Linked DNA regions of Homo sapiens: region 1 is linked to region 2. A link is a loop called in an ENCODE intact Hi-C map of the cell type or tissue named here. Cell type or tissue: Calu3. All regions are shown on one strand. Each heading gives the region's core, and the rest is flanking DNA. Links, peaks and the distances in the headings are about the cores only. Region 1 overlaps SUCO (SUN domain containing ossification factor). Region 2 overlaps SUCO (SUN domain containing ossification factor).

Region 1 (12,086 bases), core at 8,313-10,812, 51 kb after region 2:
ACTACATGCAAGCACCAAAATGTCTGGCTAATTTTTGTATTTTTGGAAGAGATGGGGTTTTGCCATGTTGCCCAGGCTAGTCTCGAACTCCTGGGGTCAAGTGATCCACCCGCCTTGGCCTCCCAAAGTGCTGGGATTACAGGTGTGAGCCACTGTGCCTGGCCTATACAGGTTTTATTACTTGTTCAAGATCCTGTAATTAATAAGTGAGGGACCGGGGGTTAAAACTTGGATTTTTTTGACTCTGAAGCCTGCGCCTCTTAGCCACTACTACACGGCCTTCATATTTATCACTTGTTGCCACTACGAAAATCATGAAGTAGTTAATCAGAACTTCTCCTTTGTGATAGTTGTTTTATTTTTGTATTATGCTGTATCTAGCTTTGACCAGTATCACCAATTCTTGAGTGAATGTAACAGTGTTATCTTCTTACCTTTCTTTTCATTTATCTGTTGGCTAGAAAATATTAAACATGAAACGTAGCAATATGGAAAAATCCAACAATTTGGAGAGAGATCTAAGTTTGCAAGGTGAGTGATGGGCAACTTATGAGCTTCAGTTTCCTTATTTGTAAAAATTAGATTAATACTTTAATCCAAGAGTATGGACAAATTTAAGAGGAGATCAGGAGTCAGAGACCAGCCTGGGCAACAAGGCAAAACTCCGTCTCTACAAAACATACAAAAATTAGCCAGGCATGGTGGCGCACACCTCTGGTCCCAGCTACTCAGGAGGCTGAGGTGGAAGGAAAATCACCAGTTCCCAGGGAGGTCAAGGCTGCGGTGAGTGGTGATCATGCTGCTGTACTCCAGACTGGGGGACAGAGCAAGACCCTGCCAGGAAAGAAAGGAAAGGAAAGGAAAGGAAAGGAAGGAAGGAAGGACGGACGGACGGACAGAAGGACGGAAGGCAGGCAGGCCAGCCTATATGCCTCAACTCAGTATCAACATTGTAAAATTGACTTATTAGGAGGAACTGAAATAAATGTATATGCTATGCTTAGCCTGGCACAGAATATGTGCTGAAATGTCAGTTATTATCAGCCACTACCTTTTCTGTCTACTTTCACTTATCAAATTTCACAGTAGTTTATACTTGTAATCTCAATGTTTTCACCTTCTATTTAGTCCTCAGCCTGCTGAAATCTAGTTTCTGTCCTCATTGTACCACTGAGACTAGTATGGTGTGGCAGAAGTTAGCTTTTTTTGATTTCCCTGCTGCATGTGGTACCTCTGACTGCTGTTTTAACTTAAACCATCTCCTCTTTGACTTGTCAAATTACACACTTCTGCTTTTCATCTCACACTGACTCTTGTTTCTGAGTCTCCTTTGATATGCTGCTTCTGTTCACTATTTAAATTCTGATGCTCCAAGGGTTTGGTTCTGAAATCTTCCCTTTATATTCTACATAGGAGACTTACGTACTCTCATGGTTTTTAGTTGACAGCTACTGAAACTTTATCTTCAGCCCTTATCTTTTCCTAACTGGTCCATTCCTTAAAACCCTTCTGTGATACCCTACCTTAATGTTGAGGATAAACAAAGCTCATTTAAAAGTTGCATCTCTCTTCCTTCATATTCCAAGGTATCTCAAAAACATCTAAATCCAAAATTGAATACATTAGCTTCCTTTTCCAAATCTCTTCCTCCTATATCCTTGATCCCACCATCTGGTACTGCTATCTACCCAGTCCTCAAACTAGAAACCTGAAAAACACCTGTGACTACTCCTTTGCCTTCACCCTCCCTTGACCATCTTGTTTATTCTACTCTAAATTTCTTCAAATCATTTCTCAATCCCCATTCTGACTGCCTTAACTCAAGCCCTTATCTCTTACCTAGAGCAACCTCCTAACAGATCTCCCTAATTCCTAACTTGCTACGTCTGCAAATCAACCATTCACACCTCTGCCAAAAATCTAACAGTAAATTATCACACTACCATTCCCCTGCTTAAGACCTTTTACAGACTCCATTAACTACATGACAAAACTCAAGCTTCTCTCCACATGCTATTTAAAAATCTCTAAAATTCTACTAAGTCTTCAGCTTCATATTTCCTGTCACTCTCCCTGCCTTTCACTTTATGCTTCAGCGATACAGAGCTACCTGTAATAGTTCCTTGAACACAGACTGTGCTGTCTCATGTCTCTGGCTCATGCTGTTCCCTCTTTCAAGAATGTTCTGTACCTGCTCCCACTCCCACTATCTAAAACATAACTCAATACCTATAATTCTTCTCTCTTGGGGCAAGAAACTAATAAGGGTCTAAAACATTTTCCTGATTTCCACAATCTGGGGTTGGTGGGTGGCCCGCTCTAAATTCCCACAGCCCTTTGGCTATCTCTACCTGAGCACATACACACTGAAATGAAATTAACTGTTTATTTTTGTTTCTCACATAAGACTAAGCAACTCCAAGGCAGAGAATACACTGCCCTGTTGCCAGCATGATGATCTATTGAGCTCCTACTTTGAACTATGAATTAGAAAAGCTTTTTCAGAGCTTTAAAAAGAAGAATGAGAAAACACTTTGTGGTAAAAGAAATAACTAAACTAGGCAACAAAGAATTGCTTCTTAAACATAAATTCAAAGTTAATCCCTTGTACAGAAATATAGTGCCAGCCACTCAATTAGCGCAGTATGGTTAAAGTTATCAGTGAAAATTGTAGTTTTTGAATATTACTTCCTGGATATCTGAAAAAATTTACTGAAATCCTGTAAGTATTGAGAAACTTGTGGGAAATGGGTGAATAATGTGGAAGCCATTTTGGTCAAACACTGGTAATAAAACAAGACCAAAAGATCACCAGGCCTCTAGTGCCTTTGCTTAAGCAACCTAGTTTCTCTCCATCACAATGTTTTATTAAAAGACAGATATTCTTCTAAACCACGTATCAGTCTGGAGCTCTTTTAAGGTTGCTTCTCTTCTGCTTGGTCTATCTGCTAATAGGTAAGAGCATACTGGGCCTCTTTCTCCTTGCAGTTTTTATTCTATTTGGCTGCATCAACAGTCCATAGTCAAATCACGTGCAATTGTACAGCTTAGCTGAGAAAGTTCTATGTTCTAGTGCCTGTTTCTAATTAAACCTTTGCATTTCAGTAGTTCTGACTTTTAACTTCACTCTGATGTAGGATTGGGTCTTAAATTTTCTTAGCTTAATATTCCACATATCAAATTCTATTAGAAAATTGTTTCACTAAACTGGCCCATAATTTCATTGATCCAACATAGAGAAGCACTTAGTAAACAAATGTGATATGTTCTGTTTTTATATCCTACCATTATAACCTACCATTAGAAATTCAGCCAATACAATTTGTCCTCTAAGATGCTGGAAATAATCATGCCCTATACTTGATAATAATATATTTTCAGAAATTGGGTACAGTGTATTTAGCCTCTAAAACACAAGTGACAGTAGTTTTGTTACCTTAATTTTCAATTAGAGACTACAAAAATAGTCCTCAAATAAATTACTACCAGGCCAACAGATCAGTCATGCTCAAACAAAGTCTCTATTAGGAAAAGCAGAAAATAAAGCTACAACAGTAAGTGTGGGTCAGACTGCAGGCATTTAAAAATTATCAAGGTTTAAAGTTTTATCCTTCAAGGAGCCTTTGAAAGATATTTCATCAGGGGACTGACATAATCAAAGCTGCATGTAAGACAAATCCAGTGGCACTGTGTAAAATGGGTTGCAGCATACAAGTATGAAGCTACTCTACATGTTAACTTTTTTTTTTTTATGTACTCTTCTACATCTCCTGGCTACCAAACAAATGTGTGGAATTCATGCCTACCAGCTCTCCAAATATCTTCTATTATTCTCCACTCCCAAAAGCTATCAATCACTTCCCTCTTTTGAAAAGTTTCTCAGTTTTCAAGCTCTCCAAACTTATCTAAGACATTTTATATTGTTGACCACTTAAATGACTTCCTTAAATCTCTTTCCATCCATCCTTTCCAGTTTCCTCCTTTCTTTCAGAGCTTTACTATGCTTGGCACCTTTCTTTATTCTGTTTCAAAAGTCCAATGTTCTCTTTCAAAAATGATTCCCTCTATGACAGCGGTCCCCAACCTTTTGGCACCAGAGACCAGTTTCATGGAAGACTACTTTGCCATGGATGGGGTGGGGGGCCATTAGATTCTCATAAGGAGTACACAACCTAGATCCCTCGCGTGTGTGGTTCATAGTAGGGTTCATGCTCCTATGAGAATCTAATTCTGCTGCTAATCTGACAGGAGGTGGAGCTCAGGCAGTAATGCTCACTCACCTGCTGTTCACCTCCTGTTGTGAGGTCAGGGTCCTAACAGACCACGGAGCAGTACTGGTCCGCAGCCCAGGGGCTGGGGACCTCTGCTTTACGAGGATAACTCCAGCCAACTTTTTTTCTTTTTTTTTGAGACGGAGTTTCGCTCTTGTTGACCAGGCTGGAGTGCAATGGCACGATCTTGGTTCACCGCAACCTCCGTCTCCTAGGTTCAAGTGATTCTCCTGCCTCAGCCTCCCAAGTAGGTGGGATTACAGGCATGCGCTACCATGCCCGGCTAATTTTCTATTTTTTTTAGTAGAGACGGGGTTTCTCCATGTTGGTCAGGCTGGTCTCGAACTCCTGACCTCAGGTGATCCGCCTGCCTCGACCTCCCAAAGTGCTGGGATTACAGGCATAAGCCACCGTGCCTGGCACTCCAGGCCAAATTTTATCTGCATTCAAGTCTGCATTTTTAAGTGCCCATAAAATGTCTCCACTTGGATATTCCATTCACCTCCAACTAACAGCTCCTTCCCCTTCCAAGCCCTTTGCCAACTCTTCCACTTCTTTTTGACCACCACCAATTCTTCTAGTTGCCCAAGTTAAAACAAACAAGCAAACAAACAGAAAACAAACAAAAAATGCTTAACATTTCTTTTCTCATTGAACTTTATTTCACAGATTCATAATTTTAGGCCCTAGAATGTACTCTCAGTGACAGTGTGCTCCAAGAAAGCAGTTACTTTGTTTTGTCCACCAGAATCCTGTATAGGATACAGCACACTGAAGCCTAAGTAAATATCTCTTTGCATTGAGATGGACAACAGAAAGGGGATGTTGAACAGAGTTTGGTTAGAGGCAAACTAAAATCCAGTTATTTAGAATCCTAGCCTAATGCTGTTATCTGCTGCACTGCACTGCACTACTGCCAGCTTGCCAACCTTTCACAAAATTAAATCATTTACCTCCTCAAAAATCTCTATTTATTGTACCCTGTTCTTTATTTCTACTGCCAAGATGAAGTCCTTCTTATGACAAGCCTCAATTACTCCAAGGGCTTTTTAGCCCGGTCATCCCTTGGGATCCAGAAGGGGTTGGATCCAGGATCCGAAGATACCAAAATCTGAGAATGCTCCAGTCTCTTACATAAAATGGCATTTGCATATCACCTATGCATATCCTCCCATATAAATATCTAGAGGTGATTTAAAATATCTAGAGATGATTTAAAACATCTATGCATATCCTTCCATATAAGTATCTAGAGGTGATTTAAAATATCTAGAGGTGATTTAAAACATCTATGCATATCCTCCCATATAATATCTAGAGGTGATTTAAAACCTAACACTATGTAAATGCTATGTAAATAGCTGTTATACAACATTGTTTTTATTTGTATTTTTATTGTTGTATTGTTATTTTTATTGTTTTTAAAATATATTTTCAACCTGAGGTTGGTTGAATCTGTGGATGTGGAAAGCCAATTGTATTCACCCCTCTAAGTCTCCTTCCTCTAAAAACAAATCTAGCACAATTATGTCAAAATAATGTTCTCACAACACCACTTTTCTTGCTGAATCTTTATTATCTAATTCTTTGGACTGGTTTGCAAAATCTACCACAATCTCTGAAATCTCTCTCTTTCTCCTCAGGCTTTTCTGTTTACTACCACTCTTACCCATATCAACTAGATTATCTCTTCCATTCATAACTCTCTTTCTCCTTGACAATTAAGTGCCATCTACCCACTGCAAGCAGGCAGACAGACATACACATGCACACACAAAGAAATAGCCATTATTCATGTTATCAACACCAGTACATCTTATTTCAGCTCATGAAGCTCCTGTTTGCACAGAAGCAGAGTTTATAAACCACACATTTCCCTTAAACCCAAGTCAAGCCTTCCTTGAGAACTCTAGCCCTCATTTTCTCCTCTTAAGCACTTACTATGCAGTTCAGTTTTATGTGTTGTTTATTAACATTCAAATCAAGTATCTTAGAATGTTAGACATATAAAAAATAAACTGAGTTCACCTAATACAGTAATACAGACTTGAATGCATAAAAGAGTATCACAAACTTACTGACAAAATCTACAAGGTAAGAATCCTAGGTATGCGTATTTCTTTTAAAAGTTTCATGAACAATTCCAATGTCCATTCCTTCCTAGGCTAATACAGGCACCCACATTTTCAGATGAAAAAAACTGACACTTTGCCAGATAAAATTATTAACTAGAAAAAGTGAAGAAACTTGCCCAAGACCATCTACCAGCCAACTGGCAGCACAGCATACCGGTTAAGAGAACACAGGCTTAGAACCTGGCCTTCTTAGTTCTGGCTCTGTTGCTTCCTGGCTGTAAGAACTTGGGCAAGCTGTTAAGAACTTAACTTCTTTGTGCCCACCTTTCTTCATCTTTAAAATGGAGTGTCTGCCTTAAAACATCTATACAGAGAATAAAATAATTTAATGCATATTACACTGAATAGTATTTAGTACTTAGAAGAGAAATAATCACTCAATAAATGTTCATATTAACAATGAAAAGAAAGAACTACAACCAAGCTCTGACATAGTTTTATGCCTTTCACACTACACCACTATCTGTATTGTAACAAGCAGCTTATATACAGAGCTCAAGTCTCACAATTCTTCTGTATCCTTCATCACACCAAATACATTGTGAATAATCAAATAATATTTAAGTGGATTTATAAATTCCCATTTTTAACTCTGAAACCTAGGCCATCTTATTTCTACTCAACAAATTACCAAAGTAGCTAGAGTCAATGAATAACTCATACAGTAGTGCTTACTACGAGTGAGGCACTGTTCTTAGCCTTTACATGTTTTTTCTCCAGTAGATTACAAACGCTACATAATAATACAAAATTAGCTTAGTACCTATGAACCGTATTAATGTTACAGAATACTTTCTGATACAGCCAGGTGTCACTTTCATGTAAAATATAAAATAATTTTAACTAGCAATTAATTATAAAGTCCTAAAACCAAATCTTCTTTCAAAAAAACTTGCATTTATTAAACAAATTCATCCCAAAGGATTAACACTCTTATACTGCAAATATTCAAAAGCAATTTCCTATTCCCTTGTGACATGTACAATTTGACTTTTAAATTAGTCTAAAATATGGCCTTGAAAAACATAACATACAACTGGCACTAAAGTATAATCTAAAACATGTAGATAAGTTTCAAGAGATTTCATCTCTTTCCAGTTATGTATAAACTACTAAACAAAAGCATCACGTACATACAGGTGTTTCTATTTGAAGATGACTTGAGAATAATAAAGCACTTAAATTTTTATAAGTTTCCCTTTCATTATAAGCATAAGAATATTAATTATACATATTGATTCTTTTCTCCATTCAGACTGTTGAGAAAAGTGAAAGAGTGATGTACAAGTTCATGAACAAACGAAAAATGAAATAACCAATACTCAAAAGAGCTGATACCTTTTATTTTTTCCATTGCCTGTCAACCCTACTGCCTGCTTCCATTCCAGTATATCCTCAAATGTTTAATAACATAAAGGACCAACATGAAACACGTCATTTGCCGTCTTTTATTGGACACAGTGTTCAAGTGTTATGCAAAGATGTCACACACCTTCTTTCACAGACCTTTTCCTATTAAGTGGCTTCATCTAACTTGTCTGAAGGGATCTGACACTGTATGACCCGACACCTCTTATAAATAAAAATACCAGGTGCTTTCTTCAGAATATATATCCTAGAGCAAAGATAAACTTTTTTTCCTCAGTCTTTCACATTAAGTTCCACTAAAAAAATCATTTTTGTAAAGGTCATCTTTCATTGGTTTATTCAAGGAAAGAAAAAAAAGGCATCAAATGATTTGGAGAAGTGGGATTGTTTTATTATTTTATTTATTTCAAATATTATTCAGAAAAGAAATAGATTCCGTACCTTGAAAGTTTAGAGACAGAAGCAGAAACAAGCAAAAAAATTCCTCCAGATTTCCTGGGGAATTTTCAAAATGTTTTATCGATATGTTTCCAATATGCTCTATTCATCACCTCAAAAAAGAAAAAACAGCTTATATATTGTTCTAGTTTTTAAATTTTTTTCTGCTCACTTATGTATATTAATAGACCAGCAATCATGAGAGAAAAAGCAAAAGGGTACAGAAATGTAATCACAAACCAGGAAATAAACCTCTTAAACTGATAAAAACTGGTCTGACATACTCAGAAAAATTACTACTAAGGACAAAAAGGCCAACATCTTGATTTAGATATCAACTCTCTTCTAGTGGGACCACGACTTAGGACCTCGTGCCTCCAAAGTACGTCCCCTACATTCCACTTTACCCTCCACAGCAATCTAATTAAAAGATCCATGTGACCTCATGCTCCTGTTCTCCAGTTTAAACCACTTCACTTACTCATCCTCTGTCAGGTGGTTAGAATTAGAATTCATCTGCATGATAATCAAATCCTTTCAAAACCTAGCTCTAGCCTCCCTTCCCATCTCTCCTCACATACACTCACGCTCTAGATAACTGGGTAAGTGTTCTCTCTGCCTACAACAAAATTCGCTCATTGTGAACTATCCATCCTGCAGACCATTTTATGGATGAGAGCTGAGGTTCACAGAAGTAACTTGTCCAAAGACATACAGTTAGTGACAGAACCACAAGTAGGATATGAATTCTTCCTTTGCTGTTCCTAAAAACCTTTGTAAGTACCTGTTATATTTGCCAAATGTATGAGACTTGTTTAAATGTCAAGCTCTTCCCGAAAGTCTAAATATAAGCTTCTCCAAGATGATCCTTTGGGGTGAAGGAAGAATAGATTTGTTTAGTTTTAAAAAATAAGTTTTACTAAGATTAATGTAAGGATTCATACAGAAACCCAGGGAAAGAGTGGAAGTCCCACAAACAATGGGTTTTACTTACAGCACACCATGATTCACTGTGGTTTATGTTTCCCCAGTTAGGTAGACTTAGGAATTATTCAGTTTTAACTGAATTGACCCTCACAACATCGGGAAGCAGCTTTTAAAAAAATTACTGCAAAGAATTTAATAATGCAAGCACAGCCAACAAGAAAATGACAGGGCTGACTCCTAAGTAGTTGAAGCTATTCCTCTTCTATACTATGACATAAAATAATCTAGTAGGTCAATCACATAGCTCTCACTAAAAATTATTATTTTAATGAGAACAAAAGGTACCGTTAACAGAAATTATTATTTTTTTCTCATTTTTCTTAAATATCTAACTTGCATTAATTACATACACTAATATACTATTACTATATTGGCACATGTACATAACTTATAGACAATTAAGGTGGATGCACAAGGTTTTACTAATTAAGGGACACACTCAGAATATCCACTAATTATGTTTTTTTCCTCTTTAGGGTGATGCAGCTTTCCCAGTTTGCCCAGGACTGAGGGAGTATGGTATAGGGTATAGGCTGAATAATGCGCCCCCCTCAAAGATGTCTGCATCCTAATCCCTAAATATGTTACCTTACATAGTAAAAGAGATTTTGCAGATGTGATTAAATTAAGGATTATGAGATAGGGAGATTATCCTGGAATGTCTGGCTGGACCCAATGTAATCACAATAGTCCTTATAAGAGGAAGAGGCAGGAGGACCAGTCATTAGTAGACATAAGGACTGAAAAAAGGGTTGGAGTGCTGATGTGAGGAAGGGGCCACAGAATACAGGTGGCCTCTAGAAAAAGATTCTCCCCTCAGAGCCTCCAAAAAGAACGAGCCCAGTTGACATCTTAACTTTATTTAGCCCTGTGAGACATATCTTGGACTTCTCATCCACAGAATTGTAAGGTAATAAATGTGTGTTGTTCAAGCCACTAAATTTGTGTCAATTTGCTACAGCAGGCATAAGAAACTAATGCAGGGAATTCCTAGGTTATGCGACTTCCAGTGTTAAAACCAAGACAAGCTGGTGACCCTCTATCTTGGATTTTCGGTGCTCATAAAAACATCTGGCACAGTAGGTATGAGAACAAAATGTGGTTGAATAATGTTATGATGAAATATTTACATAATACGCTGTTACTGTGTTACAAAGATCTGTCATTTGTATTATTTCATCCTCCTAACAACCCTGTGAAGTATGAATGGATCAATTTCCCCATTCTGAGGATATAACAACTAAGGTTCAAAGAAGTTACATAACAAGTCAAAGAACACATATCTAGTAAATGATGGAGCCACATATATAAAATACAGGCCTCTGACCTATAAAGTACTCAGGAGCCTGTGCTGCCTAGGTTCAAATTTAAGCTCCGAAGCTTAACAGCTGCTTAAACTTAGCCAAGTTAACCTCTCTACTTCCTCACATGTAAAATGCAAAAGGAAGTTAATAATAATACCTATCTTATAGGGTTCTTATAAAGATTAAAGGTGTTATTGTCAAGTAAACATCATGTGTCTGACACACAGCTGTCAGCAAATATTAGCTATCATTGCTCTGTGCTGCAGCTATAGTGCATTTATGCCTAGAATACTCTATACTACTTGATCAAAAATTATAAACTATGCAAAAGGAAAAAACAGCAACAAAAATTAATAATGACATAGATGAAATGGTTTTTCTGTAAACATAATCTAAGGTTAGTACTCAAGGCTACAAGACAAAAGCAGAGGGGAGACATAATCAAGATCTACAAAATTATGATAGTAAACATAACACAGTAATATTGGTAGCATGAGAGGGGAAACCTCAGAAACTAGAATACTGTAGAACAGACATACAGCACTCAATGTACAAAACAGAAACGGATCACAAAATTTTGAGACAATTTGTGAATAACAAAAGAGACAAAAGTGGCTACTAAAAGGCACTCATCAACTCTTGCAAACGTTTTATCTAACCCTAGGACTTGTTGGTAGCCATTTCTGTTAAAGGGAATGAGGTTGTTGGGAAAAGAAATACCACACCAGATTGCAGCAAAAGTTAGAAATCCATTAAGTGCCATTAATTCCAACTTGGCACAAAAGCAGAGGCTTCAAAGAAAAAACATACCCTTTGCCAATCAGCACCAGGTACCACTCCTCTTCCCCAATCTCATTCATCATCATCACCCTTTAAAAAACCCTTTAAGCCTTAATGTCCTATTTTAATGCCTTTTAATCGTTTTGCTAAAGAATAATTAAAATGTCTCTAAATTTGGCAGTCTAAACAAATCTCAAAATATACTAACCCAATAGTTTCTTAAGCTAAAGTTTCTTAAAATGTTCACACTCTTAAACTCTCCACATCCATTTTCCTCACTAGGAGTTAAAAAACTTGACAGAAGTTTATTACTACTACTTTCAATACCAGGCCAACCGATTTGTTCCCTAACAGGGAAATTCATTAGCTCTTCACTAGAGCTAATGATTGAAGGTGAGAAAACATACTGAGGGTTAGCTTAATCAAAAGATAGCCAGAAATTCCCAAAAGAAATAGAAGCAGAGTTAACTTAAATTTACAAATGATTGTAAGAATCACATTCTATTGCTTGATTTCGTTTACACCATCCAATTAAAAAATTAAAAAAAGCCAGAGATACTGGTGTGTTTTTAAACTTGAATGAAAGTGTTCACCTTTTCCTTATTAGCCATTTCAGAAACTTTTGATGATGAATAACATGGTTTAAAGATGGGCAAGACCAAGAAGAAAGAGGAAAGAAAATACACAGTCTACAAATATAACTAGGCAGCCCCAGAAAGAGATGGAAATGAATACAAGCTTCAGTATCTACAAATTTAAATTTAAAATGAGGTGAGTGGATTTATCTCTTACAGGCACTTCTC
Region 2 (18,027 bases), core at 8,683-11,182:
CAAACTAATGAAAGCTAAATAACACACTGCGTTCATGAGTCAGAAGCCTTAATATTAAGATGACATTATGCAAATTAATCTATAAATTCATCAACACAATCTCAATCAAGATTCAATTTTGGTAGAGATTAACAAGCTGAGCCTAAAATCCACACAGAAACGCAAAAAACTACTACAGCCAAAACAATCTTGTAAAAGAATAAAATTGGAGGACTTAACATTAGCTGACTAAAAATGTTAATATAAAGCTACAACAAACATAACATTGTGTTATTACCTTAAAGATAGACAAGCAGATCAATAGAACAAAAGCCCAGAAACAGACCCACATATATATGGTTAACTGATTTTTATCAAATATACAAAGGAAATTCTGTGGAGAAAGGACGCTCATTCCAACGAATGATTCTAGAACAAATGGATGTCTATATGCTTTGCTCTTCTAACCCTGACTTTCCAAAAAGAACTTTGATCCATACCCTGTAACACATCAAAGTTAACTCAAAATGAATCATGGGCCTAATATAAAACTAAACTATTAAGCTTCTAGAAAAAACAAAGGAAAAAATCTTTGTGATTTTGCGTTAGGCAAATATTTCATAGAGCAAAGAGAAAACTGATATATTGGGCTTCAACAAATCAAAAACTTCTGCTCTTCAAACCACACTGTAAAGAGAATAAGAAAACAAGTAATGGATTGGGAGAAAATATTTGCAAAGTGTATCTCCAATTTATAACGTGCCATGAATAGGAAAGTAAGATGCACCTAACAAAACTCCGCAGTATAAGGCCTCCTCACTTCACCATCCCCGAGACCCAAATAACCTTTTAGAAAAGTGTAAAATTTCTTTATTATGTGACAACACACATATCACACTAGAGGTGCAATACTAGAATAGTTCCCTTAAAATCAGCAAGATAGGGGAACGGTCATAATTACCAGTCCTATTGTATCACTATATGGCTCTAGCCAAGAGATAGGGGGAAAAAAAAGGTATGACGATCAAAAAGAAGAAACAAAGCCGTTCTTACTTGCAGTCAATAAGATTATCTACATTAAAAAAAATACAAACAAAAATATTTTAGAGTTTAACAAAGTTGCAGGAAAGTCCTCTATGTTTCTATTTAACACACACACACAATGTACTATGAATAATGCTAAAGAAAACTTTCTTGGAAGGTTCCAAGATGGCCGAATAGGAACAGCTCCAGTCTACAGCCCCCAGCATCAGCGACGCAGAAGACGGGTGATTTCTGCATTACCAACTGAGGTACTGGGTTCATCTCAGTGGGGCTTGTTGGACAGTGGGTGCAGCCCATGGAGTGTGAGCCAAAGCAGGGCGGGGCACCGCCACACCCGGGAAGTGCAAGGGTGAGGGAATTCCCTTTCCTAGCCAAGGGAAGCTGTGACAGATGGTACCTGGAAAATTGAGACGCTCCCACCCTAACACTGTGCTTTTCCAATGGTCTTAGCAAATGGCACACCAGGAGATTATATCCCGTGCATGGCTCGGAGGGTCCCATGCCCACGGAGCCTCGCTCACTGCTATCACAGCAGTCTGAGATTGAACTGCAAGGCAGCAGTGAGGCTAGGGGAGGGGCATCTGCCATTGCTGAGGCTTGAGTAGGTAAACAAAGCAGCCAGGAAGCTCGAACTGGGTGGAGCCCAGCGCAGCTCAAGGAGGCCTGCCTGCCTCTGTAGACTCCGTCTCTGGGGGCAGGGCATAGCTGAACAAAAGGCAGCAGAAATTTCTGCAGACTTAAACGTCCCCGTCTGACAGCTTTGAAGAGAGTAGTGGTTCTCCAAGCATGGAGTTTGAGATCTGAGAATGAACAGACTGCCTCCTCAAGTGGGTCCCTGACCCCCGTGTAGCCTAACTGGGAGGCACCTCGCAGTAGGGGCCAACTGACACCTCATATGGGGCCGGGTGCCCCTCTGAGACAAAGCTTTCAGAGGAAGGATCAGGCAGCAACATTTGCCATTCTGCAATATTGGCTGTTCTGCAGCCTCCACTGGTGATACCCAGGCAAACAGGGTTTGGAGTGGACCTCCAGCAAACTCCAGCAGACCTGCAGCTGAGGGTCCTGACTGTGAGAAGGAAAACTACCAAACAGGAAGGACATTCCACCAAAACCCCATCTGTACGTTACCATCATCAAAGACCAAAGGAAGATAAAACCACAAAGATGGGGAGAAACCAGAGCAGAAAAGCTGAAAATTCTAAAAATGAGAGCGCCTCTTCTCCTCCAAAGGAATGCAGCTCCTCGCCAGCAACAGAACAAAGCTGGATGGAGAATGACTTTGACAAGTACACAGAAGTAGGCTTCAGACAACTGGTAATAACAAACTTCTCTGAGCTAAAGGAAGATGTTCAAACCCATCACAAAGAAGCTAAAAATCTTGAAAAAAGATTAGACGAATGGCTAACTAGAATAAACAGCATAGAGAATACCTTAATTGATCTGATGGAGCTGAAAACCATGGCACGAGAACTACGTGACTCATGCACAAGCTTCAGTAGACAATTCGATCAAGTGGAGGAAAGGGTATCAGTGATTGAAGATCAAATGAACGAAATGAAGCGAGAAGAGAAGTTTAGAGAAAAAAAGAGTAAAAACAAATGAACAAGGACTCCAAGAAATATGGGACTATGTGAAAAGACCAAATCTACATTTGAATGGTGTACCTGAAAGTGACGGGGAAAATGGAACCAAGTTGGAAAACATGCTGCAGGGTATTATCCACGAGAACTTCCCCAACCTAGCAAGGCAGGCCAACATTCAAATTCAGGAAATACACAGAACGCCACAAAGATACTCCTCGAGAAGAGCAACTCCAAGACACATAATTGTCAGATTCACCAAAGTTGAAATGAAGGAAAAAATATTAAGGGCAGCCAGAGAGAAAGGTCGGGTTACCCACAAAGGGAAGCCCATCAGACTAACAGTGGATCTCTTGGCAGAAACTCTACAAGTCAGAAGAGAGTGGGGGCCAATATTCAACATTCTTAAAGAAAGGAATTTTCAACCCAGAACTTCATATCCAGCCAAACTAAGCTTCATAAGTGAAGGAGAAACAAACTGCTTTACAGACAAGCAAACGTGAGATTTTGTCACCACCAGGCCTGCCTTACAAGAGCTCCTGAAGGAAGCACGAAAAGTGGAAAGGAACGATTGGTACCAGCCACTGCAAAAACATGCCAAATTGTAAAGACCATCAAGGCTAGGAAGAAACTGCATGAACTAACGAGCAAAATAACCAGCTAACATCATAATGACAGGATCACATTCACATATAACAATATTAACCTTAAATGTAAATGGGCTAAAAGCTCCAATTAAAAGACACAGACTGGCAAATTGGATAGTCAAGACCCATCAGTGTGCTGTATTTAGGAGACCCATCTCATGTGCAGAGACACACACAGGCTCAAAATAAAGGGATGGAGGAAGATCTACCAAACAAATGGAAAACAAAAAAAAGCAGGGGTTACAATCGTAGTCTCTGATAAAACAGACTTTAAACCAACAAAGATCAAAAGAGACAAAGAAGGCCATTACATAATGGTAAAGGGATCAATTCAACAAGAAGAGCTAACCATCCTAAATACATATATGCACCCAATACAGGAGCACCCAGATTCATGAAGCAAGTCCTTAGAGACCTACAATGTACAATGAGACTCAGACTCCCACACAATAATGGGAGACTTTAACACCCCACTGTCAACATTCGACAGATCAATAAGACAGAAAGTTAACAAAGATATCCAGGACTTGAACTCAGCTCTGCACTGAGCCAACTTAATAGACATCTACTGAACTCTCCACCCTAAATCAACAAAATATACATTCTTTTCGGCACCACAAAATTATTCCAAAATTGACCACATAGCTGGAGGTAAAGCACTCCTCAGCAAATGTAAAAGAACAGAAATTATAACAAACTGGCTCTCAGACCACAGTGCAATCGAATTAGAACTCAGGATTAAGAAACTCACTCAAAACTGCTCAACTACATGGAAACTGAACAATCTGCTCCTGAATGACTACTGGGTACATAACGAAATGAAGGCAGAAATAAAGATGTTCTTTGAAACCAATGAGAACAAAGACACAACATACCAGAATCTCTGGGACACATTTAAAGCAGTGTGTACAGGGAAATTTATAGCACTAAATGCCCACAAGAAAAAGTAAGAAAGATCTAAAATTGATACCCTAACATCACAATTAAAAGAACTAGAGAAGCAAGAGCAAACCATTCAAAAGCTAGCAGAAGGCAAGAAATAACTAAAATCAGAGCAGAACTGAAGGAGACAGAGACACAAAAAACCCTTCAAAAAAAAAAAATCAATAAATTCAGGAGCTGGTTTTTTGAAAAGATCAACAAAATTGATAGACCACTAGCAAGACTAATAAAGAAGAAAAGAGAGAAGAAAAAAATAGATGCAAAAAAATTGATAAAGGGGATATCACCACCAATCCCACAGAAATACAAACTACCATCAGAGAATACTATAAACACCTCTACGCAAATAAACTAGAAAATCCAGAAGAAATGGATAAATTCCTGGACACATACACCCTCCCAAGACTAAACCAGGAAGAAGTTGAATCTCTGAATAGACCAATAACAGGCTCTGAAATTGAGGCAATAATTAATAGCCTACCAACCAAAAAAAGTCCAGGACCAGACAGATTCACAGATGAATTTTACCAGAGGTACAAAGAGGAGCTGGTACCATTCCTTCTGAAACTGTCCCAATCAACAGAAAAAGAGGGAATCCTCCCTAACTCATTTTATGAGGCCAGCATCATTCTGATACCAAAGCCTGGCAGAGACACAACAAAACAAGAGAATTTTAGACCAATATCCCTGATGAACATTGATGCAAAAATCCTCAATAAAATACTGGCAAACCGAATCCAGCAGCACATCAAAAAGCTTACCCACCACGATCAAGTTGGCTTCATCCCTGGGATGCACGGCTGGTTCAACACATGGAAATCAATAAATGTAATCCATCATATAAACAGAACCAAAGACAAAAATCACATGATTAACTCAACAGATGCAGAAAAGGCCTTTGACAAAATTCAACAACCCTTCATGCTAAAAACTCTCAATTAACTAGGTATTGATGGGATGTAGCTCAAAATAATAAGAGCTATTTATGACAAACCCACAGCCAATATCATACTGAATGGACAAAAACTGGAAGCATTCCCTTTGAAAACTGGCACAAGACAAGGATGCCCTCTCTCACCACTCCTATTCAACATAGTGCTGGAAGTTCTGCCCAGGGCAATCAGGCAGGAGAAAGAAATAAAGGGTATTCAATTAGGAAAAGAGGAAGTCAAATTGTCCCTGTTTGCAGATAACATGACTGTATATTTAGAAAACCCCATCATCTCAGCCCAAAATCTCCCTAAGCTGATAAGCAACTTCAGCAAAGTCTCAGGATATAAAATCAATGTGCAAAAATCACAAGCATTCCTATACACCAATAACAGACAAACAGAGAGCCAAATCATGAGTGAACTCTCATTCACAATTGCTTCAAAGAGAATAAAATACCTAGGAATCCAACTTAAAAGGGATGTGAAGGAACTCTTCAAGAACTACAAACCACTGCTGAAGGAAATAAAGGAAGACACAAACAAATGGAAGAACATCCCATGTTCATGGGTAGGAAGAACCAATATCGTGAAAATGGCCATACTGCCCAAGATAATTTATAGATTCAATGCTATCCCCATCAAGCCACCAATGACTTTCTTTACAGAATTGGAAAAAACTACTTTAAAGTTCATAAGGAACCAAAAAAGAGCCCACATTGCCAAGACAATCCTAAGCAAAAAGAACAAAGCTGGAGGCATCATGCTACCTGACTTCAAACTATACTACAAGGCTACAGTAACAAAAACAGCATGGTAATGGTACCAAAACAGAGATATAGACCAATGGAACAGAACAGAACCCTCAGAAATAATACCACACATCTACAACCATCTGATCTTTGACAAACCTGACCAAAACAAGAAATGGGGAAAGGATTCCCTATTTAATAAATGGTGCTAGGAAAACTGGCTAGCCATATGTAGAAAGCTGAAACTGGATCCCTTCCTTACACCTTATACAAAAATTAATTCAAGATGGATTAAAGACTTAAATGTTAGACCTAAAACCATAAAAACCCTAGAAGAAAACCTAGGCAATACCATTCAGCACATAGGCATAGGCAAGGACATCATGACTAAAACACCAAAAGCAATGGCAACAAAAGCTGAAATTGACAAATGAGATCTAATTAAACTAAAGAGCTTCTGCACAGCAAAAGAAACTACCATCAGAGTGAACAGGCAACCTACAGAATGGGAGAAAATTTTTGCAATCTACCCATCTGACAAAGGGCTAATATCCAGAATCTACGAAGAACTGAAATTTACAAGAAAAAATCAAACAACCCCATCAAAAAGTAGGGAAAGGATATGAACAGACACTTCTCAAAAGAAGACATTTATGCAGCCAACAGACACATGAGAAAATGCTCATCATCACTGGTCATCAGAGAAATGCAATTCAAAACCACAATGAGATACCATCTCACACCAGTTAAAATGGCAATCATTAAAAAGTCAGGAAACAACAGGTGCTGGAGAGGATGTGGAGAAATAGGAACACTGTTACATTGCTGGTTGGACTGTAAACTAGTTCAACCATGGTGGAAGACAGTGTGGCGATTCCTCAGAGATCTAGAACTAGAAATACCATTTGACCCAGCAATCCCATTACTGGGTATATACCCAAAGGATTATAAATCATGCTGCTATAAAGACACATGCACACGTATGTTTACTGTGGCACTATTCACAATAGCAAAGACTTGGAACCAACCCAAATGTCCAACAATGATAGACTGGATTAAGAAAATGTGGCACATATACACCATGGAATACTATGCAGCCATAAAAAAGGATGAGTTCATGTCCTTTGCAGGGACATGGATGAAGCTGGAAACCATCATTCTGAGCAAACTATCACAAGGACAGAAAACCAAACACTGCACATTCTCACTCATAGGTGGGAATTGAACAATGAGAATACTTGGACACAGGGTGGGGAACATCACACACCAGGGCCTGTTGTGGGGTGGGGGGAGGGGGGAGGGATAGCATTAGGAGATATACCTAATATAAATGACGAGTTAATGGGTACAGCAGCAGCACACCAACATGGCACTTGTATACATATGTAACAAACTTGCACGTTGTACACATGTACCCTAGAACTTAAAAGTATAATTAAAAAAAAAATTAAACAAATCTTTCTCTACAGAAGATAATGATGCTAATAGCTATGTAACTTTCCAAACATGACATCACATTAATATAACAGGCTTAAACACCAGCTAGCAGGGGGAAAAAGTGAAACTACAATACTTACTGTTTACCAGTGAGACCCTACAGAATTCAGTGGAAATTTATATAAAAAGTAAATAAGGGATGTAGAAACCAACCTGCTCCTCTGCTATTCTTGAAGTATTCTGAAGTTTCACGATTGTTTTATTGAAAGCCTTTTGCATTTCTTCCATTTGTTTTCGGTACCTATGAAGTAAGAATTGGTCTAAATCAGCTTTAATTTCTTACTTATTCCACTTAGTAATGGAAACATACTTCTGATTTTGATATATGAGACAAATCTATTTTTCTGAAAGTGACTCTTATTCAGGCCTATGCAATACAATTCTATTTATCTTCTGCTATGTAAAATTTAGTAATTTCTGTGGTTCCCTTGGGATGCAGATGGAGGTAGGGAAAAGTAAGAGCAGGTATGGGGTAGCTAAGTGGGCATGTTACACATGAACACACACACACACATGATTAGCCAATTAATTCTATGTATGGATTAGAAAAATTTCCTACTTCAGATATAAGACTGCCTTGGTGACACCTTATTAGTGGCATTTCAATTTAAGAGATGTAAGAAAAGGTGGTGTTTCAGGAACTCTGGACACTTGTGCCTAGATGTTTGCAAAACGTTGGTAGAGAAGCCCTAAGGACAGACAATGGACACACAGAGGATAAAAAAAAGAGTAAATAGGTTTAAAAAGCCAGGCCTGGTGTCTTAATGAATTGGCACTGTCTCTGGCACTTAAAAGCAGAAATTATTACAACTAGAACTAGGATGCCGAGACCTGTTTAAAAGAGAGCAAACTGCAAATGTGCCCAATCATCCAGTTCAGTCCATCTCTGTCTTCACTTATCTAAACTCTTAAGTGATATCTGGTCAAATTCCACTAAAAGCTTTAAGGTCTATATACTATCATTTTTTTCCATGAGCCCTCTGGGAATCAAGCAGAAAAAGTGGCTAAAGTTAAGCAACCGAAAAAAGGTGAAAGTGAGTATAGATAATTCAAACTTGTTGCCAGCCTAATAAAAGTGTTTTGTCACTGGAAAGTACTTTTAAAATTAAAAACAAAAAATCAATTCATTAAGGCACTGATCAGCATTCAAGTAGCTTTCTTTCTCTCTCTTGCTAAAATTGCGCTTACCTCTATTATATCATGAGATAATTAAATCCTCTCCTGTAATCACAGGTCATACTCTATGCTGCTTAACTCACTGTGTGAAGCTGACTGTGCTAATTCATAATAAAGCTTACCTTTGGCTAAGCTCCTCCAGATAGCGACCACTGAGAGACATGTTAACTTCTAAGGCTTTAATACGATTATTAAGTCTCATAAATACTGACTCCTTTTGGTTTGATCCATGTACAAGATTTCCATTAGCATATCCTAGATCTGTAGAATTTTGCAATTCAGCATAAAAATCTGTAGCTGTCCTCTGTAACCCTCTCAAAAGGGCATCTTCTGGAGACTGTTCTTCTTCTTTTACTTCAGGTAATGAAGAAGAATCCACAACAGAAATCAAAGTTTGCTTTGCTGTGTCAGCTATATTCATTTTGGCTTCCCCATCTTCATTGTCGGGTACAGTGGCTGTATTTATTGGTGGCACTATTGTTTCAGACAGCTTTGTGAAAATTTGCATGGAGTTCACATCTTCTTTTATAATATTATCCATTAACTCATTAACTTTATTTGTTTCATAGGTAATAGATGGTTTCTCTATAGAACTAAAGCTCTCAGACTTTTGTTCTGTTTCATTATCGATCTCAACAGAACTCTCTTGGGGAATCACTGGTGATGGTATATGTCCTGCCTCATATTCAACAGACTCAGATACTTCTATTTTAGGCAAGGGATTGATTTCTGGGGTAATATCTAAAAGAAGAGACTGAGAAAGAGTTTGAGAATGGCTTGGTTCAAGTTCAACTGCATCTACAGTGTGATTCACCAAGTCATCCTGGTGCATACTACTACTTAAATCACCCAGAACAACAGTTTCAGCTTCCCTTTCTATATTCGTATTTTCCAATTCTCCACTCAGAGGTTGCAATACTGAAACATCTACTGATTCCGCAGGAAGTAGTAAGGGTGGTTGAGCTAACACAAGATAATCTTTTCCTTTACTCAAAGCAGTTCGGCTGCGCTGCCGATAAAGAGCAACTCTAACTGAACACCATTTATATATGTATTCTGAAAAACTAGAAATACAACAAATTGTGGTCAGTTCACTGCAAAATATTTGTGTCTCTGACTCAAACCAGGGTGATGATTCATCTTCCTGTTCACCGCTGCCCAGAAGGGTCACTGTAGATGGACTTGCCTCCTCTTCCTCCTCTTGAACTAACTGTACAATGGGACTCTCTTTTGGAGTATCTGGTGTTGACGGCTCCATGTCATGTGTGTGTACTTCAGTGGTTACATACCTAGAAATACATATATCATAATTATAAATCACTTACTTAGAAGTCTAAAGTTGAAATATGTTAAAGAAAAATAAATGTATCCATACAGAAGATAAAAGGTTGGAAATATAGAAGAAATTTGTTTTTGGATAAATGTTTCACCTACAAAACACTTTTATTATAAAAACAAATACTGCTCAGAAATGATAAGAGAAATACTATTTATCAAGTGACTAGCCAGATGACTCAAACCACCATATTTACCATATCAAACTTGCTTTCTTTTAATCTGTTTAAGAATTGTTTCTAAGTGAATACTTCCATTCACTGAATGTAGTGTTCCTTTCCTCTCATAAATATTCACTGAATCTTTACAAGCTTCACTATCCCTTACACATCAGAAATTAAGCCAACTAAGAGCTAGCTTAATAAACTAGCTTAAATAAGGTCCAGAGCTAAAACTAGAATCTAGGATTCTTAATATTTATGAGTGCACTTTGTACTTGAATACCCTATTTTCAAAAGGCAGCTAGGTTGGTCTCAAACATAATTTTTCTAAGAATGATTTGAGGAACTCCAATACAGCATTAAACACACAACGCACACACACACCTACACACATAGGATTATCTACTTTAAGGACAAGAAACATATCTCCCTTCCTAAAATAATTTTGCTATCATCTAGGCTAATCTTCTAAGCCAAATACCTAACCACTTTAATAACAATTCTGGCTTATGATATGCTAACAGTGCTGCTATTAAACTACTAGTGCCACTATTAATATTCTATCCCATTTTGAGGCTGTGGAGTATGTATGTGGCATACAGGAGAGTGGGGGGATGAAGCTTATGGGGACAGTGTTATAAATTATAATGCTTGTGATTCCTTCCAAGATAAAGATAGTTAATTACTGGGTGTAGCCTTATACATAAAAAGTCCAATATGAAAAAATATGGTAATTTCAATACCAAAAATAATTATGCTCAAACACACATTTTCCCATTCTGAAAAATTACTAAGCATGCCAGGAAATGTCTTCAAATAAAGACTAATGTCACAATAGCAAAGACAGAAGAAAGTAATAAAATAGTATCTATGATGTAGACTTTCATTTTGGTAGTAAAACAGTAAATGGACCAAATTAAAACATAATTAGACTACACTTCGGTAAATAAAAAGATATTTATAGCCATATATATTTAGTCTCTAATAATATTTCTTACATATTCAGGTAATATATTGCTTTTCTACCAAATAATTTATGACAGTAAAAACAAGTAATGTCTGAAGAAGGGGAGAGAGAAAAATTATATTGAATTTGGTAAAAAATACTGAATACAGATGTTATATCCCATCATACACACTGTAATCAGAAATATACTTTAAAAGTTTTTTCTCAAATTCACATGGCAAAACCTACTAAAACCTAGGAAAAGAAAATAAGTTGGCTTTCCGTAACTTTAACAGTGACATCCTATCATGGATTCCTTCATTTTCACATATTTGCTTCAAAAGATTACTTCAAAAGCATTAAAAAGAATTTAAGACAAACATGAAGAAATACTGAATAAGAAATTATGCAAAAATATCTATTAAAAAACTAATATGGAAAAATAAAAACTGCTACGTTAGCCTGTGACTACAGCTTTCAACAAATATTCCTACTTGTGCACATATGTGTATGAAAGTGTGTACATATATATATAAAAAACCAAATCAGTTTTATTTAGTTTTGAAAAATACGACATAGCGTGTTGTTAACTGAAGAAACCTAGTTACAAAATCAGGAACAGCAATCACAGCTCCACATAATTAGAAACACCAAGAATGTCTCTATCCCCAATAGATTTCTTAGGTCCTTTTCAGAATCAATAACACATACGCTATATTTTCTAATTACCCAATAAATATCTCCAGTAACTTTCAGGATTAACACAGGATAATATAATTTTCTCACTATGCCTTTCAAAGCATCAAAATATCATTTTTGAAATAGTATAGTTCTCAGGAATTGCAGTTCAAAGCATACCCACTGCAGGTCTCATTACATACTATCTTGAACTAAGTGGTTCATTTCAAATATCTTATACTCTTTAAGTAGAGTTGTTCTAAGATAAAGGACTTGCAAAGTTTTGTAGGGAGTGTATCTAATGAAATATACATAAATTAAGTCTACAATAACTACCTGATTATCCAAATCATTATAAGCTTATTATTTATTATAGGTAAGAAGTAGAGGTACCAACTAAAGTAACCACCTCTGGCAGAAAAGACAAAAAAGGTAAAAGATATATCTATTACCTATTTAGATACATCCCTGCCCAAAGTGTCCCCACTGCAACCTGGGGAAAGGCCTACATGATTCAGAGAAATGGAACAGTTAAGAGCTTGCTGTGTGGCAAATACATTATTCAAGAACCACTGCTCTAGGTATTTTGGTAGCTTTCTAGGGATACCACAGATCAATGCTTTTAAACTTGAACTTAATAAAAAAAAGGGGGGGCCTTTAAAATTTGTCCTCAAGCCTATACCTGCAGAGTAAGGTCAATTATTTCCAGTATGGAAAAGAGTCACTGTTGTGAATAATGAAAGTAATATATAATACCCCCCCCAAAAAAAGTTTGATCTGAATTATATTCCCAGTATGCATATACACTAATGGGAAGAAGCAACTCAGATTTTCTAAGTGGCCACAGAATGTCTATCCTATGATTCAGAGCTCTCTACAGGTAATCATTTCACACACAAATCACAAATTCCTTTTTTTATACTAATATACTTATCTCTCCATTGTAACAAAATTCTATTTAATATCACATTATAACTTACTCAGGAGATGGAACAGGAGTTGAAACAGGAGTTGATTCAGGCATTTTAGGTGCAGCTGTGGCAGTGGCATTCTCAGATATACTTTTATTTCCTATTTTAAGAAAGATGCCCAATGTTGAGTTCAATTTTAAAAGCTGTACCATGAAAATATTTTACTAAAACAAATTTCTTGGAAGAGAAGAAAAAAGCCAAATAGGTTTGCTACTGCAGACTTTTTCTTAAAAAATCAAAGTTCTTTTAGGAAGAAATGATCATATAAGATCACAAGTAATATATATCGTTTCTCAATTTCTCAGATAATTAAATCAAGTCAGGTGACTATGAATGTTGTGTAACCTTACGTGATTAATATGCCTTCTAGATACTGAAAGAGTTGTTAAATGAGAGGAAATAAATGAGTCATTTTAAGTGTTCACTTGGATCTAAGCATTTTTTAAAAAAACAAAAAGGCAAGACTGTTTCTTCTTGCCAAAAATATTATCATCTGTCATTCTCTAAGGAAAAGATGGCTTTCTAAATCAAGTAGCTATTTAACACATAAAAGAATAACATACTTGAAGTACCATTAGGACATCAAAATCTCGGTAAAGAGATAAGGAATAAAATCATTGCTATTAATATTAGAGCTAGGAGAAGTCAAAAGGCAAATTCATAAGTTTTATATAGACAGTATTCTTTTATAAAACAGAACTTGTGAAATTCAAATAAACAATGAATAATAAAGATTGGTAAGTTCCTCTGAATTATTTCTATATTTCTAAATGTAAACAATCAAATTTTCTTAACTCATTACTTGATTTTCCTAAATATAAGGATCCCTGGAGTACCAGCTATTTAAAAGACCCATAAAATGATTAGGTACCTTCTGTCAGGTCTTCAGTTTTTGCTCCCAGAATATTAGCAGCAATATTCACCATATTTAGAATGGCATCTAAAACAAAATTCAATCAGAAAAAGTACCAAATACCTAAATATTCTAATATAAATTAATATCAGATAGTCAAAAAATCATTTAGAATGATCTTTTGCATTTTTTGACTGGTTACTTTTGTATTCACCTCACAACTAAAGTCCAATATAGGACACAAATAAATTTTAGCCAAAAGTGTAAAGTGTGTATCTAAATTTTTATGTTCAAAAGGAATTTTATATTTAAATATACTTTTCGTTTTGGAGACGGAGTCTTGCTCTGTTGCCCAGGCTGGAGTGCAGTGGTGCAATCTCGGCTCACTGCAACAACCTCTGCCTCCCAGGTTCAAGCAATTCCCCTGCCTCAGCCTCCCGAGTAGCTGGGACTACAGGCACATGCCACCACGTCCAGCTAATTTTTTGTATTTTAGTAGAGACAGGGTTTCACTGTGTTGCCCAGGCTGCTCTCAAACTCCTGAGCTGAGGAAATCTGCCCACCTCAGCCTCTCAAAGTGCTAGGATTACAGCTGTTAGCCACCGCGCCTGGCCTTAAATATACTTTTCTTGTAAAACTTCCCTAGACACTTTACCAAAACACTGTCTTCAGCATACTATAAACTCAAGTATAACTCAACATACAGTCTGTACTGGGACAGGGAAAAAAATGTGATGACCAAAATTCTTATTTTACAGAAAAACCTATTTTTCTTTAAAAATTCTCTACAGTTTAAAATTTTAAAAAAGTGTAAAAAAGCAAATGCTTTTCCTACATTATGTGATTATCACAGGTAAAAACAAAACAGAGATTATCCAAAAAAAAGCAGAAAACATTTTCAATGATTAGCCTATCATATCTATGGTAATATGGTTAAATTCTAAATTGATATTGCATAGAATCAAATCTCTTTGATGACTTTTAAAAAACTCATTGACCAAAACAGCAATCTTTTTAAATCATAAAGCATACAAATTCTTTAGTTAATTGGCTGGGGACAGGTATGGGGCAGATTAATGAAAAGTCAAGGTCATAAAACAAAGTGTTGTAAAAAGCAATTTGCATACCTGCTAACCCTACTTCTCTTTTGAAGGAGGATATTTACATGAAAAAAGTGGTACAAACCTCAATATCTACATAGATATATTTATACATGAGCATAACAAAATATCAGAACTCCATAAAAAATGGTACTGGGAATAGAAGACCTTCCTTCCAGTAATGTGATGTAATTTCAAGTGAAATTAACTTTCATTCCCAGTCTAACCTTTGAAATTCCACTAGAAGTTAATTCTTTGGTATCAGATACTCCTACTATTAAAATACTAAGATCTGGCAGGGGCTACATATTAATCATCATACATTATTTCTGTCTTAATCTCCCTTCCTAAAGCGATCCACAGAGTATTCATCATATTTTCAATGAAAACCAGAGATGTGAAAAGTAGAAAAGGATCTAAGAGAGAAAAATCTACTACATCAGGAAGGTTGCAAGTAAACCAAAGAGTGCTGCCTGGAGCTCATCCTGTAAATATATGCTTCAGGATGGGAGAAATAGTAGCAGATTTCAAACTGCTTTAAAGTGATAGCTAGGAATCAGCCATAATGTTGATCTTCACGAAATTATGAGTGTATACGCTGAAAGTCAACAAAGCAGTGGTACTTTGTTTCTAATCATTACTGTAACACACAAAGGCTCAATATTTGCCATTTTAAAATGTTTAAATAACATTTTTAATATTGCCCTTTGACCTGGCAAACTGATAAACAGAAGTGGCCTTAATTCTTACTTAAGCTAAAGAGATGCTGCGGTATGAGATAACAAAAATGGAAACTCCGTATTCCCTCATAAACCAAGATGAAGTCTGGAATGGAAACTGTTATTTCCTCATACACCCTTTATAATGCCAACCAATACTGCAATATTATTTATGATGCCCCACCTACACTGCCACCTATAGTCAAAACTGACTGCTTCACAAAACCCAAATTGTGCAATCAACAGTTTATATACTTTGTTTCAAAGTGAGATCTTATATGAGATTTCGAATTTTTTGACATTCATTATTAAATAATTCAAGAAGATAAATGTGTTAATCTGTGTAAAGAAAGTAGCTTTACAGTATTATTTCTGAACCTAAATTTTAACACCAGTACCTACAATAAAGATCCTTCTATTCACCCTTTTAAAATATTATTTATTATCATCATTTCAGGAAACGTGGTAACAAAAGCAAAATTTAGCAAATTTCTTCTCAGCCCATTTAACCTAAAATAATTTTCCCATGTTTACAGAACACTGCCTAATGTATCTTTTTTGTCTTTTGAGAGAAAGCAGAATTGTGAATATTCTATTCTATTTTCAATTTGTATCTAAACACATGATAGTTTGTATACACCATGATTATCTGGCCATTAAAAAACTTTCAGAATAGACTAAAATGACATCTTTGAATATAATTGCCAAACTAGAGATAAATATCCCTAATTTCTCCTGGATTAGTCAACTTTTAAATTTTTGAATTGGGCAACTTATTCATCCCGCCTCATTCCTTTAGGAATAAAATGCTCCTAATATTTGGTCCTAAAGACCAAATATCTCCATATTATTTACTCAGTCTTCAGTGCTCCAATGTCTCTTTTTGATAAAGAAAACAAACATTTTTCCAGGCTGCTGAAGTTGAAGAGTTTATATAATACAACAGAAGATAAACCAACAAAAAAAGACTTCCTCCTATGTGTACTATCTCTGAAGCATGCCCACATTTTCTAGGAAAATGGTCCTTCTAGGATCTACTTTTTTTCCACAAAAAATACTTGAGAAGTAAAAACTACATTTTCTCTTCAACATGCACATGCACCTATCTCCCTTTAGCAGATAGGGTGATTTTAACAAAAACCAAAACCACATATTTAAGAGCAAAGGCAGACCTGCGCCAATATCAAAGTAGGCAGAGGTCTGGCAAATTCACATGACAAAGAACAAGAAAATCAGAGTGATATGGAGAAATCTTGCTGATGTAAAAGATTTAAATGTTTTAGTTCAAGAATGTAAACAAAAGAATCAGGAAGCCATACACACAAAGCCAAGAATGCTGCTCTAAGATAACAGCTTCTCCCTTTTTAGTAGTTAAGTAAATTATATAATATCAAGAATGTTTATGCAGTGTGGATGCTCTTTGACATCCAACTCTCAGCACAGGCAAAGTATTCTGGTGACATATTTCCTATAACTAGTAACTACTTGAGAGCAAAAAGAAAAGGAGTTTCTATTAAGATTAAAGACAATTCTAGCTTGTGGATACTATGTACACATTAAAAACAAGAAAAAAAACTAGTTTCAAAATGGGCCAATTTCAAGCTAATTTAGAAAGCAGTGATGATTATAGTCAAACTCAAGACATTCTTGTGCCAAAGACCAGTTCTTTGAATCAGAACTACTGAAGTTCTGATTCCACTTTATTATTTACTTCTTCAAGTTATACCACCTTGGAGGCTATAGCTAATTCAGTCCCAAACTTCAGAGAAGAGTAGAAGGACACAGATACAGAAGGCAGCAGTGTTAGGCCAAGTCTATAAAGTTTTATGACAATAAAGTCTTATCACTCAGCTCTTACTGCCTCTCTTGTTCTAAAACTTCAGGAGGTGGAGATCATTTTAAATCTCATTTTAGAGACTCAGCTGACATCCTCCCACCCATCTTATCTCACTGTATAAATTCTTTCAATACCTAGAACACTGGAAGATAACCTTGCCCTCCCAGAGATCTGTAAAAGGAAAATTAAGTGATATACCTTCAAGGAGAAAGATCCAAACAGAAGTATCTAAACAAGATTCTATGTCTAATTAATTGATATACTGATCAGAGACATGAATACAAACAGGGAAATGTCTTCCCCTGATATATGATTAGGTTTTTGTTTTGTTTTGTTTTGTTTTGTTTTTGAGACAGAGTCTCACTCTGTCCCCCAGGCTGGAGTGCAGTGGTGCGATCTCAACTCACAGCAACCTCCGCCTCCTGGGTTCAAGCGATTCTCCTGCGTCAGCTCTGGAGTAGCTGGGATTATAGGCGCACGCACCATGCTTGGCTAATTTTTGTATTTTTAGTAGAGATGGGGTTTCACCATGTTGGCCAGGCTGGTCTCAAACTCCTGACCTCAGGTCATCCGCCTATCTAGGCCTCCCAAAGTACTGGGATTACAAGCATGAGCCGCTGTGCCTGGCCTATGGTTAGGTTTTAATGGCATCTAGAAGTTAACCACATAGGAAGATATAGCAAGAAAATCCAGAATATCAACACACTTTTCCTTTATCTGAAACTACAATAAGACATTATTTCCTTAAGGTGTCCTCTTTTTTCCAGTACCTACCAGAAGCTAGAGATCTTTTAGTCTGGGGCTATTTTCTGACCCCATAAAATAATAATGCTTCCTCAGAGCTAATTCAACATTACTGAGCTACATAAATGGCAGAATAA

The links. Peaks named below come from ENCODE experiments on the same cell type or tissue, not always from the same donor. Only the 100,000 strongest peaks of a DNase experiment are listed, where the experiment ranks them.
Region 1: it touches region 2 in a loop (2.6-fold over the local background); 10 of 110 quality-filtered maps call a loop at or near these places.

The regions. Positions count from the first base shown.
Region 1 is chr1:172,534,705-172,546,790 of GRCh38, reverse strand. The region is part of intron 1 of SUCO (SUN domain containing ossification factor); the gene reads right to left. Among named protein-coding and RNA genes, the nearest start is that of SUCO, 7.6 kb to the right of the region's middle. In Calu3, for the core only: no CTCF peak of the experiment used is centred there; no DNase peak of the experiment used is centred there.
Region 2 is chr1:172,580,568-172,598,594 of GRCh38, reverse strand. SUCO (SUN domain containing ossification factor) reads right to left here. Exons shown (of 24, transcript NM_014283.5): 16 at 13,509-13,577; 17 at 12,647-12,737; 18 at 8,669-9,835; 19 at 7,524-7,611. Among named protein-coding and RNA genes, the nearest start is that of SUCO, 56 kb to the right of the region's middle. In Calu3, for the core only: no CTCF peak of the experiment used is centred there; a DNase peak (open chromatin) is centred at 9,674.